Regions from separate parts of the Homo sapiens genome. Here region 2 is linked to region 1. A link is an interaction called in ENCODE POLR2A ChIA-PET data of the cell type or tissue named here. Cell type or tissue: OCI-LY7. All regions are shown on one strand. Links, peaks and the distances in the headings refer to the core of each region. The heading gives the core; the rest is flanking DNA. Region 1 overlaps TBC1D9 (TBC1 domain family member 9). Region 2 overlaps RNF150 (ring finger protein 150).

Region 1 (5,381 bases), core at 121-5,120:
CAGTAAGCTGTTCTCTCAGAAATGTGTTTGTGTATCAACTATGTTTAGGGCGCTGAACTTTACAAAGATTTAAAAGAAAAAGCCAGTTTTTGTTGGGTCACATTATTAACCTTGAGATGAAACATGGGTGAACAAATTCGGGAGATTTGAGAACATAGGCATGGAGATGGTAAGAGTGCAGACTAATTAAGTCCATATCAAATTGTTCCATCTGAGTTAGAGCATTGGACTGTCCAGGAATTTGACATAGTGCATTCAGTGGAGACCTCCACAACTAGGGAGACTTTCCATTTTATAATCAAACAACCAAATAATTCCCAGAAATGTATGAGAAATAACAAAGTGATATTCATGAAGCCCTGACTGGTTAGGAGGTGTATGTTTTTAGGATAAATGCTTTCATCTTGCCAGCTTGTAAGTACTGTATTAGTAAAGTTGCAACTAGTAGTGCTTGTGTATTTATTTATAAATACACAGGGGGTTAGGGATGCCAATCCCCCATGCAGTCAAAAATCTGTATAATTTTTGACTCCCCCAAAACTTAACTCCTAATAACCTACTGTTGACCAGAAGCCTTACTGATAACATTAACAGTTGATTACACATATTTTTTGTTATATGTATTATATACTGCAGTCTTATTATAAAGCAAGCTAGAAAAGCAAGTGTTATTAAGAAAATCCTAAGGAAAAGAAAGTATATTTACTGTTCATTAAATGGAAGTGGTTCATCATAAAGGTTTTTGTCCTCATCGTCTTCACAAAGTTGAGTAGGCTGAGGAAGAGGAGTTGGAGGGATTGGTATTGCTGTCTCAGGTGACAGAGGCTGAAGAAAATCCCTGTGTGAGTAGATCCAGGCAGTTCAAACCCATGTTGTTTAAAGGTCAACTGTAATACAAAAGCAGTTAAAATTTATGTTAGCTCCTAATGGAACTTAATGTTATAATTGGTGTCAATGAAAAGAATCAAACTCTGTAAAATATTTAAAGAAGTCTATTCTGAGCCTAATATGAGTGACTGTGGTCCAAGGCACATTCTCAAGAGGTCCTGAGAACATGTCCAAGGTGTCCAAGGTGGCTGGGTTATAGTTTGGATTTATACTTTTTAGGGGGATGGACATAAGACATCAGTATATGTAAGGTGTAATTGGTTTTGTCTGGGCAGACAGGACTACTCAAAGAGGTGGGGCTTCCAGGTAACAGGTGGATTGAAAGATTTTCTGATGGGCAATTGGTTTAAAGAGTTATTATCTATAGATCTGGAATCAATAGAAAAGAGTGACTGGGTTAAGATAGGAGTTGTGAATAGAAAGGAGTGACTGGGTAAAGGTAAGGGGTTGTGAAGACTGAGATTCTTTTTTTTTTTTTTTTTTTTTTTTTAAACACTCTTGCTCTGTCACCCAGGCTGGAGTGCAGTGGCAAGATTTCGGCTTACTGCAATCTCTATCTCCCAGGTTCAAGCGATTCTCCTGTCTCAGCCTTTGAAGTAGCTGGGACTACAGGTGTGTGCCACCACACCCAGCTAATTTTGTATTTTTAGTAGGGACGGGGTTTCACTATGTTAGTCAAGCTGGTCTCAAACTCCTGACCTCAGGTGATCCACCCACCTTGGTCTCCTAAATTGCTGGGATTACAGGTGTGAGCCACAGCCAGGGCCCCAAGGCTCTTACGTAGATGAGGTCTCACAGGTGGATGCCCTTAGTGGGAATAGATGGCAAGTGTTTTCTACTCAGACCTTTAAAAGGTGCTAGACACCTAGCTAATCTCTTTAGGATCAGAAAAGTGACCTGATCTCTGTTTTAATGTTAATGCTGGTCAGTTGTGCCTGAATTTGAAAGGGAGAAGGGTATAATGAAGCATGTCTGAAAACCCACCTTCCCATCATGGCCTGAACTAGTTTTTTGGTTTCTTTGAAGTTCCCTTGGCTGAGAGAAAGGGTCCATTCAGTCAGTTGGGGGGTCAGAATTTTATTTTTGGTTTATATTGGTGACTTCTATGTGTTGGGGTGGGCAGTAGTCTATAGCTGTGTGTGGAGTTGGCTCATAATACATATTATTAATAGGAAAATGCTGCTGACAGGAAACATGACCAGACAAAAGCAGATTTTGCTTGCTTGTCCCATGAATCCCCCCCACCTCCATCCCATTATTATTATCAACTTTAAGATAATTTTGTTCACAGAATTCCATTGTCCATACCAATTTCTCTTGAGACTGATTTATTCTACAAAGAAACCGTGGGAATGAATGCTTATAATTTGTGCAGGATTTGACATGACATTTAACAACTTCTGGGTGTTTGTAAACTGGCCACAAAAACTAGGCAAGAAAAAATTTACTCCAAGCGTCCTAGAAATTTGAGGAATTTGAAAGGTTGAGGCAGACCTGCTGCTCTAGGGACACTGCATATCCTTTCTGCTTTGCCTTCCTCATGCACAGAGAGGACCCACTTTATGAAGAGTCAGATTGTGAATTGTGATATGGTTCCCAGGCCTGACCACAAAAGCCTGTTTTGTAGTTATGTACAGAACAGGATTTGTAATTATGTGGACCTAGGCAGCTTACAATGCCAACAGCTGTGGTAGGTACCACCTTGAGTTCTGAGTCTTGGAGGTGGAAGCCCATGCCTGCTTCATGGCACAGCAGTGTGCAGGGAATGCCACAGACAAAAGCCCTGAGGGTGGCTCTTTGCACAGCGTCTTTGTGTTCTCTGCCTCCCTCACTGACTTCTACTCTTTAGTCCTTCACTTAGTAAGCAGACAGCTGGATTCAAATCACAGCTCCACCTGTTGGACATGTGATTTGCAAAGTTTCTCTTCCTCTCTGAGCTTAATTCCCTTATTTAAAATGTGGCTTAATAACGTTTTAGCACCCGTTATGAAGAATCTGAGATAAGTCATGTAAAATACAGGAAACATAAAGAACCATTCATAGATGATTGTCCCATCATTGTCCTCCCTTGGTGATGATCTCATGTAGGTATTAGGAGGCAACTGGCTCTAATTCACAGCAATGTGTGAGTAATGGAAGAGTTCTGCAGTTTACAGAGACATTACATTTTCTGAAGGATGCTGTTAAAGCAAATGGATATCTGTCTGATATTTAGGCAGTTTGACAACATTAAGTCAAATACTCAGGCTTTTTGGAGAAGATAATTTTTGATCAGCAACCTTAAATTGTTTCTACGTAACTCCTTCCATCTGTCCTTCCCTCCTTCCTTTCCTCCTTCCTCCCTCCCTCCATCCCTTCCTTTCTCTCTCCTTCCTTCCCTTCCTTTTCCTCCCTTCCTGATACTGTATGTACATTTTGAAAGCTCTACCAGTAAAAGGTAGTTTCTTTCTTTCTCTTTCTCCTCCTCCTCCTCCTCCTCCTGCTCCTCCTCTCTCCCCTGCCCCTGCACCTTCTTTCTTCTCTCTTTTCTCTTCTGTTTCCTTCTTGCACAAATAGTCCTCTCTGAGAATGGCAAACTGGAATCACCAGGGAGAGGACTGGAGTGGGAAAGACAGGAGGAGGGGTCACCTTTTCTCTTTGGGGGTTTGTGGGGAGTGTGTGTATGTATAGTTACTAGAAATTTGTAATTTGAAAACATCCTCTACTAGTGAAACTAGAGAACTGTGAAGAAGTCAATAACCCACCTTCTGCTTTTCTTTGTTTTCTTTTCTTGTCAGATGTGCATTCTAAAAAGCCCAGTGGATGAGTCAGTCTTTTTTTTTTTTTTTTTTTTTTTTTGAGACAGAGTCTCACTCTGTTGCCCAGGCTGGAATGCAGTGGTGCAATCTCGGCTCACTGCAACCTCCACCTCCCAGGTTCAAGCAATTAGCCTGCCTCAGCCTCCTGAGTAACTGGGACTACAGATGCCCGCCACCATGCCCAGCTAATTTTTGTATTTTTAGTAGAGACGGGGTTTCACCATATTGGCCAGGCTGGTCTCAAACTCCTGACCTCATAATCCACCTGCCTCAGCCTCCCAAAGTGCTGGGATTACAGGTGTGAGCCACTGTGCCCGGCGAGTCATTTTTTAAGGTGTTCTGCAATTGCCACTGGCTTCTAGTTGATTTCAAATGGCATGTCACAGTTTTGCTGTTAGCTTTGTTGATGAAAAAATCCAAACTCTGTAAAATATTTAAGGAGATTTATTGAGCCAAATGTAAGGACCATGACCCATGACACAGCCTCTGGAGGACCTGAGAACATGTGCCCGGGGTCATTGAGTTATAGCTTGATTTTGTACATTTTAGGGGCACAAGTTACAGGCAGACGTGAACCAACCCATGTAAGGTGTACATTGGTTTGGTCTGGAAAGGTAGGACAACTCAAAAGGGAGGGGGCTTCCAGGTCATATGTGGATTCAAAGATTTTCTGATTGGCAATTGATTGGAAGAGTTAAGTTATTGTCTAAAGACTTGGAATCAATAGAAAGGAGTTTCTGGGTTAAGATAAGGGGTTGTGGAGATCAAGATTTTTATTATGTAGATGAAGCCTCCAGATAGCAGGCTTTAGCGAGAAAGATGGTAAATGTCTCTGTTTTGTTTTTGTTTTTATCTGGACAGGGTCTGGCTCTGCCGCCTAGGCTAGAGTGCATTGGCATGATCTCTGCTCACTGCATCCTCTGCCTCCTGGACTCAAGCCATACTCCCACCTCAGCCTCTCAAGTAGCTGGGACTACAGGCACATGCCACTACACCTAGCTAATTTTTGTATTTTTTTGTACAGACAGGGTTTCACCACATTGCCCAGTCTGGTCTTGAATTCCTGAGCTCAAGCAATCCGCCTGTCTCAGCCTCCCAAATTGCTGGGATTACAGGCGTGAGGCACCACACCTGGCCTGATAAATGTCTCTGATCAGATCTTAAAAGGTGCTAGATTCTTAATTAAATCTCTTCTGGATCTGGAGGAGATTTGGAAAGGGAAAGGGATTCTCTGCAAAATGTAGATTTCCCCCACAAGAGATAGCTTTGCAGGGCCACTTTAAATATGTCAAAGAAATATTTTGGGGTAAAATACTTCAATTTCTTTCTTTAGGGCCTGCTATTTCTCATGTAATGCTATACTAGAGTCACGTTGGAGTTTGGTATCTTCTTCCTACAAAGAATCTGTTTTGTAAGTCTTCAGATCTCTGTTTTAATGTTAATACTGGTCAGTTTTTCTGGAATTCCAAAGGGAGGAGATTATAATGAGGTATGACTGACAGCCCTCACCACCCCACCCTGCTCTATTCTTCCTACCATGGCCTGAACTAGTTTTTCAGTTTACTTTTGAAGTCCCTTGGCTGAGAGGAGAGGTCCATTCAGTTGGTTGGAGGGCTTAGAATTTTATTTTTGGTTTATAGGTTATTTACATATTCTTTCAGGGAACATTAGATTGCTAGATTTTCTAGTTGTGAG
Region 2 (5,381 bases), core at 1-5,000, 130 kb before region 1:
ATTTTCTAGGCAATTAAACTTTAGCCCTAAAGGAGAAAAACAATTTTTACAAAATAACACATGCAGTTACTAATAGCAGATGCTAGAATATAGTATCAAGTCAGATAGATTCCCAGTTCTCATAAGTATAAAGTGTGTGTGTGTGTGTGTATACATATATATATATATAGAGAGAGAGAGAGAGAGAGAGAATTCTTATTGTAAAAATGATGTTTAAGGAGAGCACTGAGTAAAAAGAGTGGACCTGCCATATGAAGCCACTCCCAGTCTCTCCTGAAATTCCACAAAAACCACAGTGAAGGGATTTTTTTTTTAAAGACAGAGCACGACATGGACAGGGAAAATGCAAGAAGAGACAATAACAAAATTTAGGCAACTGCAAAAAACAGATGAATGGTCCATGACTTAGTAGACTAGAGACACAGCAAGCCCCTGCATCTGGCTGTGTGGGTTGTGTCCTGCCCCACTTCAGGAGCCACTGCTCACTCAGACTCCAGAGTGAAGCTGTGCTGTGGAGTGGTGCTGTACACACCCTGCACAACAGCACGCCACGACCCTGCTGAGAAAACAAGCACAAATCAGGCATGGGGAAAGGGAGAACCACCGTAATTTGCACTTGAGAATTTCCCGAAGGTCAGGGATCAAAGGCACCAGGTGGCTCTGGAGAAGATAAATGAAAAGGAAGTGCACACACACACACACACACACACACACATACACGCACAAAATGAAGATGGGAGATCATATATAGCAAGCTTAGAATGTATTTTGTAGTGAAGTGTGAGGCACAGATCCAGTTTCACTTTTTTCTAAATGACTAGTTTTCTTGACTATTTGTTGAATGCCACTGTTTTTAAATACCAAAGACTTGTATCTTTATAGAGCTGCTTCCAGGGTTTTCATTTAACCATTGATCTGTTACATTGCTATGAACTTCCTGCAATTGTGGATCTAGGAAACGGATAAGAGCTAAGTCTTCAGGTTGGATATTTCCCTGTGAAATACCCCATTTCTATAAAACTGATTTTTCAGGCCATAATTCTTTGTTTGTTCTCTTATTTGTCTCCTTGAAAACATCTTAGGAATTCACTGTCCTTCATGAAACTCAGGTATTTTTCTTAACTGTGCCACATCATGAAAAAATTACATTAGCGATTATCAGAACAAAAGTATTATAACCATTATTATTCTTTAGTACTTATACATTTTTGTTGGTTTTTTTAATTGCATATTTCTTCTGCAAAGTAAGAGAAAGTACAAGACCTTTTGGGTTGAAAGCTGCCTTTATGCAGCTCAGCTCTCTGGCCTCCTCTGTCCATATTCCCCAGCTTGACTCTGCATTCCAGTCAAATTAAAAACCCTCTGATATCTGCCTGCCCACAGCTCCCTATCACCTCCAGCCACCTGTACATGCTGTTGCTTAAAGGATTATTTCTTCTTATTCATCTGGCTATAATACAGATTATCCTTTAGGACTCAGTTTAGACATTGCACCCAGTATATGGTTACATAGCCCTCTTACCTGCTCCTGTAATACCTGGTACATCTTCCATCCTGGTGCTTATCTCACTGTGTTGTAATTGCCTAGTAAATGGTCAACCTGCCCACCAGACAATGAGCTCCTTCAGGATAGGGATTGTCTTAATCTCCCCTATATCCATAGCCTCTAGCATAATCCTTAGTGTGCAGTAGGGACACGGTAGATAATGTCTTGAATGAGTAAGTGATGTATGTTCATTGAAGAGTATTTGGGAGAACTGAAAAAAAATGTTAACAGAAAATGAATATAAATCCCAACACTAGAGATGACTCTCGTTAGCATTTTTGGTTTCTTTGCTTCCATTTAACTTTCTCTGTTGACCCCATTGCATACAAAGCTTTAAATATTTCTGTTTTCACTTAACAGTATACTGTGAACGTCTTCTCATGTAACTACAAATTCTTTGAAAACATCATTTTAATGGTTATAACAACATTGTCCTTTAGAAGTAATAGGTTTATTCAGATGTTCTCTATTGTTGGACTTTAAGTTACTTGCAATGTTTTGCTACTGTAAATCATGCTTAATTGAATAGTTTTGCATCTCCAGTTATTTCTCTATAATACATCCTGGAAATGAAATTACTGAGTGAAAATTTTACAGTTCTATATGCAATGTATCATGTACCTACCTACCTCAGTGTACCCTTAACTGTAATATTATCTTGTCTTTTTTAAAGAGTGAAGATTACATAGACAAAAAAGGATATCTTATTTTTACCTTATATTTATTGGTCATTTATATTACACTCTTCCGTGAATTGTGTAATGGTAACCTTTGTCCATTTTTCTATTGAACTGTTTTTCTTATTGATTTAAAAGCTTTCTATATGTTAAGAATAGAAACCTTTGTGAAATTTTTTGCAAATTCCTGAGTTTGATATGCCTTTTGATTTTATTTTACATGTGTGTAACATTTTAAATGTTACGCATATGTAACAATCTTTTCTTCTGTAAATTACCCAATTACTTTTCTAAATAGAATTTCTTGCCCAACTTACGGTAGATATATATTTTCCTACTAAGACATATCCTTAGATGATATATTTTATTATTCTAGTTTCTTTTGTTTGCATTTAACTTTTTGGCCCATGTGAGATGAGGCTTTAACTAGAGTTTTTACAGAATACCCAATTTTTCTAATACCTTCTCTTGGCCTTTAAAGAAATGTTATTACAAGCAATTGTACTGAAATAAGCAGCATGCAAAGACATAGCTCGGTGTTCACTGTGAACTTTGCTTTCTCCTCCCAGGTGAGCAGGAGCCAGCTGTAAGCAGTGATTCTGACATTTCCTTGATCATGGCAATGGAGGTTGGACTGTCTGATGTAGAACTTTCCACTGACCAGGACTGTGAAGAAGTGAAATCTTGAAACGACAAATCCAGAAGCAAAGAGATAGTAGGACCCAAGGGAAAGGAAGGGAAGAGTGCTCCAAGACTTGGACCAGGCACACACACACCTCCAGATCACCTTGGCAACTCCAGGGCGCTCCGTTCAAGAATGCTGACGAAAAGCAATATCCAAAGTCTTGTCAATCAGGATGCAGTTTCTCCATCGGTATGGCAGTCTGTGGCCTTGGCAGCTGGGAAGTTGAAAGCTGATTTCCACTCCTATGTCCATGTAGACATACACTTCAGAAGCTCCTAAAACAGAGACTGAAAGGCCACCTTTAGGATTTCTTAGTTTCATTTCAATTCTTTCCATGTCTCATCATTCTTGTTTTTGGCATGTTGTTTGATTTCTTTGGCAATTTTTTTAAAGATTATTTGTAGTTTACTTTCCATCTATTCCTTTGTTTTTCCTTTGATGCACTCCAGCTTTTGTATAGGTTTCTGTTTAGAAGCACCAGTTCCTGCTATGATCAGTTTGTATTCCATCTCTGAGATATGTGGTCTTGACCTCCCAGCATGAAGTGTGCATGGCTTTGAGAAGTGCCTCAGCACCCTGAAATGGACTAAGGCCAGCTTTCATTAAGAATCTAAGTTCTTCTAAGTGGGCCTTTAAAAACCCCAGCTGCCAGAGACCCCAACACTAAGCCCTAAATCTGCTGAGGCCACTGCTGGTTATTTTAAGCCACATCACACTTGCTTCCACTTGCCGGGCTTGATTAAGGGCCCACGTGACATGAGAAGGGAGCTCTAGGGAAGCCGTTTCATTCTTCTGGGTCTTACAGTCTTTGGCTGAAATTCTGAACTCAGAAGTCCCCTCCAAGGCATCCAGTCTTTGGTGGTTGTAGGGCTGGTTTTAAAACCAGATACCACATTTTCTTCCTATTGAAAACAAAATGCCAGTTGCATTGGTTTCCCCTGGGCTAGAACAGTTTTTTTCTTACCTCTGTAAGTGGGTTCTGTAAAAAATGGAGGCTTTAGAGAAAAGCCAATCATTTTTAAGTCCAATGGCAAACATAGTGGGGGCTGCAGTAGCACCTAGCTTTTACCTTAATTTCGACACACTTCTGTTGAATCTCACCAGACCATGTGGGAGGATTTAGGTGAATCCCTAGCAGATTGCTTCCCAGGGCTCCCTGAGTGTGTCCAGATACCAAGTGAGGAATGAGGTGTGATTTGCTGTATCATTTGAACCAAAAAGTATGCAGCATGAGAATTTGCTAGATCGTTTATCCTGACTGAAATAGACAAAGTAAGAGGGAAAGGAAAAGAGGTATCAAGTAAATACTGAAACCCAATGGTGTTTTTAAACTGTTTCTGTTTTTATTCATCTTTTGTAACTATGACAGAAATGTGCTATTTTTTCAGTGGGCAATTTTGTAATATATTCAGACTATCCAGATACAGAGATGACTAAGGTCATTGATAGCGTCTCTGAACAATCAGACGGATCACCTTATCTCTACACAGCTGGCAAACACCAGGCTGCGGCTTGGATTAACCAGGAAAGAAAGCTTTTCTCACTGAGTTGTTTTTATGTATTGATGGGGACTTTTCCACCTCATTAGACTAATACTCATTCAAAAAGAGTTTGGTTCTGCTGTAAATCCTTGCCGCCTGCTGAAACATGGTGTGCAGGTCAACGGAGAATACTAGCTGCTCCTTTTTCACCACCTTTACCAATTTCCTATTTGATGGTTTGTAAGTAGACAGTAAGGCAAGGCAGATGATTATTACCCTCAGAAAGGTTGCATCTCCCTAGGAGTCCAATGCTTCCTGTAATGAAATCCACTCTCTATGTGTGGGAAAAGAGGCAGGGAGGAATGAAGAGAGCTCTGAATCGAGAATCCTAGATGAACCACACGCTTTACTAAGCCTCGGCTTCTTCATCTATAATGTGAAGGGTTTAATAACATGAGTCCCCAAGCTCCTCTGGCTGTGGGACCACAGATGAGTCTTTCAGAGGCAGGATCCATTTTTGCAGATAGCTATGACTTGTGGCAATCAGGCTTCGTAGCTTGGGGAGGTAGAGTTACTTGACATGTATCATGTAATAACAGCCTTTGAGACTTGGCACAACTATGGTGCTGAGAATGAAAATCTAAATGATTGAAGTTTTAAGTCCAAGTAGGAGTTGGTTTGTTTTGCCTTGTTTAAAAATTGCTGTTAGTCACAGAGTTTGCAATCTCTGGATACCTTCAAATCCTAGCTCTCACTGTGGGATTCTTGATCTCAGAGGTGTTTATTTTTCACAGTCAGCATAGGCTTGCGCCACTGACTCCTCCTTCAGTCGGCTTTGCCCAAAACAAATTTTAGTATTACTGGTATTAAGTTTAGTCCAGTGGAATTAGAAGGATAATTCAATAGCAACAGAAATATAAATTATATTCCATTCCCAGAGAGAGAATGCGCTTTGGATTGTTTAGTCCTCTGATTAACGAGTATTTTCTCTT

What was found. ChIA-PET counts read pairs that join two places held together with the same protein. Peaks named below come from ENCODE experiments on the same cell type or tissue, not always from the same donor. Only the 100,000 strongest peaks of a DNase experiment are listed, where the experiment ranks them.
Region 2: POLR2A ChIA-PET joins it to region 1 with 5 read pairs; 6 of 35 experiments call an interaction of 5 or more read pairs at or near these places.

The regions. Positions count from the first base shown.
Region 1 is chr4:140,740,877-140,746,257 of GRCh38, reverse strand. The region is part of intron 1 of TBC1D9 (TBC1 domain family member 9); the gene reads left to right. LOC124900786 (a long non-coding RNA gene) reads right to left here. Exons shown (of 3, transcript XR_007058282.1): 3 at 819-887. Among named protein-coding and RNA genes, the nearest start is that of TBC1D9, 13 kb to the left of the region's middle. In OCI-LY7, for the core only: CTCF peaks have their summits at 2,625 and 2,827 (motif pointing left); DNase peaks (open chromatin) are centred at 1,487, 2,757 and 3,657; H3K4me3 peaks cover 2,436 bases; H3K27ac peaks cover 2,857 bases.
Region 2 is chr4:140,865,791-140,871,171 of GRCh38, reverse strand. RNF150 (ring finger protein 150) reads left to right here. Exons shown (of 7, transcript NM_020724.2): 7 at 2,793-5,381. The coding sequence ends at 2,911. Among named protein-coding and RNA genes, the nearest start is that of TBC1D9, 110 kb to the right of the region's middle. In OCI-LY7, for the core only: no CTCF peak of the experiment used is centred there; no DNase peak of the experiment used is centred there.